Linked DNA regions of Mus musculus: region 1 is linked to region 2. Evidence: chromatin loops called from intact Hi-C (ENCODE). Cell type or tissue: heart. All regions are shown on one strand. Each heading gives the region's core, and the rest is flanking DNA. Links, peaks and the distances in the headings are about the cores only. Region 1 overlaps Lama4 (laminin, alpha 4). Region 2 has its middle 61 kb from the start of Rfpl4b.

The links. A loop is a pair of places that touch in the nucleus more often than their neighbours do. Peaks named below come from ENCODE experiments on the same cell type or tissue, not always from the same donor. Only the 100,000 strongest peaks of a DNase experiment are listed, where the experiment ranks them.
Region 1: it touches region 2 in a loop (2.6-fold over the local background); 3 of 42 quality-filtered maps call a loop at or near these places.

What each region holds. Positions count from the first base shown.
Region 1 is chr10:38,979,223-38,982,142 of GRCm38, forward strand. The region is part of intron 1 of Lama4 (laminin, alpha 4); the gene reads left to right. Among named protein-coding and RNA genes, the nearest start is that of Lama4, 15 kb to the left of the region's middle. In heart, for the core only: no CTCF peak of the experiment used is centred there; DNase peaks (open chromatin) are centred at 679 and 1,879.
Region 2 is chr10:38,881,084-38,884,003 of GRCm38, forward strand. No RefSeq gene overlaps it. Among named protein-coding and RNA genes, the nearest start is that of Rfpl4b, 61 kb to the left of the region's middle. In heart, for the core only: no CTCF peak of the experiment used is centred there; a DNase peak (open chromatin) is centred at 1,278.

The DNA of each region.
Region 1 (2,920 bases), core at 323-2,822, 98 kb after region 2:
GGAGTCATTGAAGGTTTCATTATAGAACAAAGAGAAATGCAATGAAGGCTGTGTTCTGTAAACCTTAATCTGGGACAGGGATGGCTTGAGAAGAGTAGCAGACAGCCCAGAATCTCGGTAACATGTGCTGTTGCATTGATGACTATCTAGGAAAGAATAAAACATTCTACGTTTGCATAGCAGACATCATCTAGAAAGGAGAAATCAGAGACTAGAGTCACTGGCAAGGTTTTACCTGGACGGCTTGTCCCATGTTTGTAGAGCAAGGATGAGGGAGAAGGCAGCAGTACTGCTGATCTTTACAAAAATGTATTTAATCATGGGGGTGGATTGTATATGGGGACCTTTTAACATCAGTCCCACTAAATCAACAGCTGTAAGTTGAGTCATCACGGGAATACCCCTGGTTCTGTAGCGTTGTACAAGAATTCCTCAGAGCTTTGCTGTTTGTTTTAATGGGGCTTCTCTGTTCTCGTGTGTTTGAAAACTACTATACAGAGGCCTAGGAAGTTGACATTATAAACCACGACAGCTCCCAAAGTGTCACTGAAATCCATCTTCCTGGCAAATCCCAGCAGGACATACACCTGCCTCCAGTCAGTACTAGCGGTTGGCTTTGCAGAATTGCGGATGTTCTGAGCACCTCTGAGCTTAAGTGTTTAACAATTGGTGCCCTCAAGAGAGACATTTTTATGCTTCCTCTTCTTGTCTGATGATATTTTTGGCCCTTTCCTAGGAAATTCCTCTTTTGTCTCAGTCATTACCTGGGTGGGATCGCTGAGAAAAACAACAAAGGAATTTTGGGAAGAGGGTGGGTGGTGACTGGCAGATACGTAGTCATTATCTCTTGGTCTTCCTAGCAATACCCAGATGTTTTGTTAAGGTTTTCTTTTTCTAAGCTATTATTCTATCACAAGAGTCAGCATTTTATCTTAAAATATAAACACACTTTTAACGTAAAGCAGGTGGTTTGTTAACTCTACACAGCACTAAAAAGGTCTCAGTCTTGCTGCCTCTAAAAGAATATGACACTTCATGTGTTGTCCAAAAGTGGAGGAGGGGGAGGAGGAGGAAGAGGAGGAGGAGGAGGAGGAGGAGGAGGAGGAGGAGGAGGAGGAGGAGGAGAGCATCTAAAATTCTATGTTGTTTGTCACTTATTTTACACAGTGCCCCTAAGGTTTATTGAAGAGCCTTTTAAATGTTGCTTTATGACTTATATTCAGAAAACCTAGGAATAATGAATTGTCTAGCAAATTCCTGTGTCTCTTGCGGAGTTCAGCTTTTTGAAAGTTATTAACTTTGTTTTGTGGAACTCCTAACCATGGGAGTGGGGATGTCTGTGACTCTTCCTCCTGACCTTAGGACCCTTTTCCTCCTACGGGGTTGCCTCTCCCAGCCCTGATATGAGGGTTTGTGCCTAGTCTTGTTATAATTTGTTATTCAGTGTTCCATTGATAGCTTTGGGAGGCCTGCTCTTTTCTGAAGAAAAATGAAGGAGTGGATATGGGGAGAGGGGGTTGGGAGGAGTGGAAAGAGGGGAAACTGGTCAGGATGTATTATATGAGAGAAGAATATTTTTTAAATTATTGACATTGAAAAAATATTATTCACAACTTCCAAGCAAAGGAATTCCGAACAAATAACTCCATTGAGAAGTGTCAATACTTACAAAGCTTCATTGTTTATAATGTGTTTTCTAATATATTTCCAGCTTTAATCTTCATAACTGTCTTACAAGCCAGGCCACTTGTTGCTAATCTATTTTTGAAACGTGATGCTATCTACCAGGTAACCCTTCCGAAGTAGCAGGAAGTTTCACAGCATTCCAGACAGTGGGGAACCATTGTTCCTCTACTATCGTTGAAGAGGAAGATATTGGTGCCAGAGTTTGAGTCAGTTTTCCAAGGTCCCCCAGAGAGTCTTTGGAATGGGAACCACAGCCAAGTTCCTTGCTTTAGAGGTAGCCTGCTCCCATCCTATATCAAGGGTTTATTTGTTTGATATGCTAGGCATTAAGCCCAGAACCTTGTACTTGCTAGGCAAGTGTTCTACTGCTGAGTTTTATCTCAACCTCCTATTGTATCACTCAGCATGGAACAAACAAAGGCAGGGGGCAAGCATTGCCTGGAGATGACTGTGTTGGATCATCCAGTGAGTTGTATCATATTAAAACAAATTCATTACCTTCTTGCTAAGTCTTACATAGCTATTTATGGCATAGAACTGATTTAATTACTTAAACATTTGAAGTCTGGGAGCCTGAAGAGAAGCCTTTGTGGGTAATAGCACTTGCTACACAAGCGCAAGGACCTGGGTATGAATATCTAGTCCTCCCATTAAAAGCCAGGCATAGCTGCACGCATCACAGATGTAACCCTAACACTGTGAGGGATGAGGCAGGAGGATCACTGGGGCTCACTGGCTGCCAGGTAGTTCCAGGTTCAGCGAGAGACTCCATTTCAGGGACTAGGGTAAAGAGTGACAGAGTAAGACACATGATGTCCTCTCACCCATGCATATACATGCACACGTATGTGCACACTCACACATACACAGATCACACATGTACACATTAGATGCTCTCTCAGGTTTGAGTCTTTATATTTACTTTAATTTTGAATTTAATTTATATTGACACTAACCACTCACTCTCTTTCATTTTAGAGATTTTAGTCATGCCTTCATACAATTGTCAGCCCCCTAAAATTCACTCTCCACACTTATATTTACAAATTAAACGTTCAAGTGCAATAAGACTTCAGAATTTCTCAATAACATTTTCTAATGGTCACATAAAAATGAAAGAACAAATCCTCACACTTAAAAAGAAGAAAGACAGATGTATTTTAAAATGAACAATAATCCTTTTGTTGCAAAACAACTGCAGGAAGAGATTTTCACATCATTCCCAAAGCACATC
Region 2 (2,920 bases), core at 276-2,775:
CATTATCGGTAAATATTTAAAGAACTAAATGAAAGGGTAAATAAATAACAGAAAGCAACTCGGGTGTCTTAGCTCCTGCCCGTGGAAACTAATGCACCACAATGCGAGTAAAAGGAGAGAAAGGCTAGGAGAAAAGGCCTCATACAGTTCAAGGAGGAAGCTAGCTAAAAACAAAGCTAAACTGTGGTGCTTCGATATGCTTGGTCCAGGGAATGGCACTCTTGGGAGTGTAGCCTCCTTTATGGAAGTGTGTCACAGTAGAGGCAGAGCTTTGAGCTCTGCCTGGTGTGAGACATGATAGCCTCTCTTCCTGGCTGCCCTTGAATCAAGATGTAGAACCCTCAGCTCCTTCCCCAGTATCATGTCTGCCTGGATTCTGCCATGCTTCCCTCCATGATAATAATGGACTAAACCTCCGAAACTGTAAGACAGCTCCAATTAAATGCTGCTCTTTATAAGAGTTGCCTTGGTCATGGAGTCTCTTCACAGCAATAAAACCCTAACTGATACATATGCCCAAAAAGAATTCTGGAGATCTGGAACCTTTAAAACATGCAGGAGAAATAGCAGAAGGTGCTACACGTGAAGCATCTTTTGCTATAATATTGGTGAACAGAAATGTAACCAGCAGCTTCTATAGCAGAGAAGTTAGGGGCATTTTTTACAAAGAACCAAGCAGTAGATAGTAGATTCCCTTACATTCGAAATATGAAGAAGAAAAGGAGGATGAGGAGGAGGAGGAAATGAAGGGAGGGAGGAAGGGAAGGAAGCAAGGAAGGAAGGAAAGAAGGGAGAGAGAGAAAGAAAGTGAGAAAGACGACAACAGTGAAGAACTAGAACAGGATGGAAGGCAAGAGGAAGAGAAAAAGGAACAAAGGAGGGGGAAGGGGAAAGGAGAGAGGAGAGGGAAGAAGAGAAAGAGAGACAGAGATACCCAGCCCTTACTTCATAGCTAACTAGGAACTATACTCACTCTACTAGAAAGATGGCATCATGCACAAGCCAGTGCTATAGAGGAGACATCAATTTTCTGCTAATGCCACTGAGAAAGGATGAAGGACATTGATGACTTGGGGCAGCGTAGTGATGACCAAGAGCTCATAGTCTTTTGCCAAGTTTGTTTCAGAAATGGAATAGGAATGAAGTGCAATGGCAAGATTTATACTTCTCCTCGGTGCACAGCCAAAGCCAGCTCCACTGGGAAAGATTAATCGGGTGTTTTGTTTTCCAGTCTGTGCTTGCCTGCTCCAGGACAACTGGTGTTTAGTAGAAAATCTAGCTGAACATAATCCAACAAATGGGGCTTGTTATGATGTTCATGTTTTACTTTAAAATATTTTGACTTACAGGGCTGGAGAGTTGGCTTGGTGGTTAAGGTGCCTGTCAGCACGAGAACTTGAGTCCTGATCCCCAGCATCCGCGTGTAAAAGCTAGTCCCTGTTGCAACCCCAGACTAGGGAGGAGAAACTGGAAGATTTCAGGAGGAGCTCAGCAGCCAACCAGCCAGACTGAATTCATAAGCTCAAAGTTCAAAATCAAGGTGCAGAGTGATCAAGAAAGATGCCTTTGACCTCCACAGGCATACCTGTGCACGAATATACACACATATAATATACACACCAAAGTAAATATTTTTGCATAAATACTGTGTGTTAGTTTAAGTTGATAGAACCTCACTGTTGTCCATCATCCTAAGTGGAATTTCATACTTTATAATTGGTCGATCGGCTGGCTAGTTGACTCAGGATGCCTACACCGCAGAGACTTGTCTTAGTCAGGGTTTCTGGTGCTGCGAAGAGACAACACCATAAGCGGGGTAACAAAGAGAAACATTTAATTGTGGCTGGCTTACAGTTGAGAAGTTTAGTCCATTATCATGACAACAGGAAGTATGGTGGCGTGCAGACGGACATGGTGCTGGAGAAAGAGCTGAGAGTTCGACATCTTGATCTGAAGGCAGCAAAAGTGAACTGGCTTGAGCTTCTGAGACCTCAGAGCTTACCCCCATTGACAGACTTTCTCCAACAAAGCCAGGCCTACTCCAAGGCAATGCCTCCTAATAGTGCCGTTCCCTATAGGTCTATGGAGGCCATTTTTATCCAGACCACCCCAAGGCTATACACACTTTCCACTTTAATCTGCACCACAGGCAGGAAATTAGGCTAAGGAATAATGAATACAGTCATTCACTGATTGAATTACTGTGATAGTAGGTATGCAGGTATGTCAATAAAATGGTTTGGGATAACTTTTAGTCCTACAAAGCAAATCTAAGAAGGTCTGTGTCCTATGCCTTCAAAGACGGGAAGTCTCTGAATTTTTAATATCAACTCTCAAGAAATCAGTGTGTCTTCCCCTGGCAAGAATAGTTGTATAGCACTATTCCTGGGGAGATATGAATAAATGTCTACTCACCTCAAACAGGGAAACTGAACTACAGATACCACCACAGTCCAGTTTGGTGAATCAATTAGTATTAATGGGGTTACTTACAGGAATATGGGTGAGCGGTAGTTTACAGAAGCAGAAATGACTCAAAGACAGATGCATCACCAAAGCCCAGCCCAGCACAGGTGACAGCTCACAACAGCTGGGAACCTGGAACACACTATACAGCCTGCAGGCATCTCAAGAGGTTGGGGAATGTCCTTTCCAAGTGACTCAGTTGGTCTAAACCTCTTCCAGACATCTGGGCTTCTCAGGAGTCTACTTTGCAGTTTGCCTCCTTTGAAAGTGACTTGTAATAATCTTTTCTGTTTGTGCACTCTCTGGAAAAGATGGCCTTAAAGACCATGGTCATTTTCAGGGACTTCCTAAAGCTATTTTGAGTGATTTACTTCCTGTCTTAATGAGCTTCCCTGCAAGATGGAATGTTTCAATCTGAGGGGGGAGAAACCTGATACACAGGGTTGAAGCATGG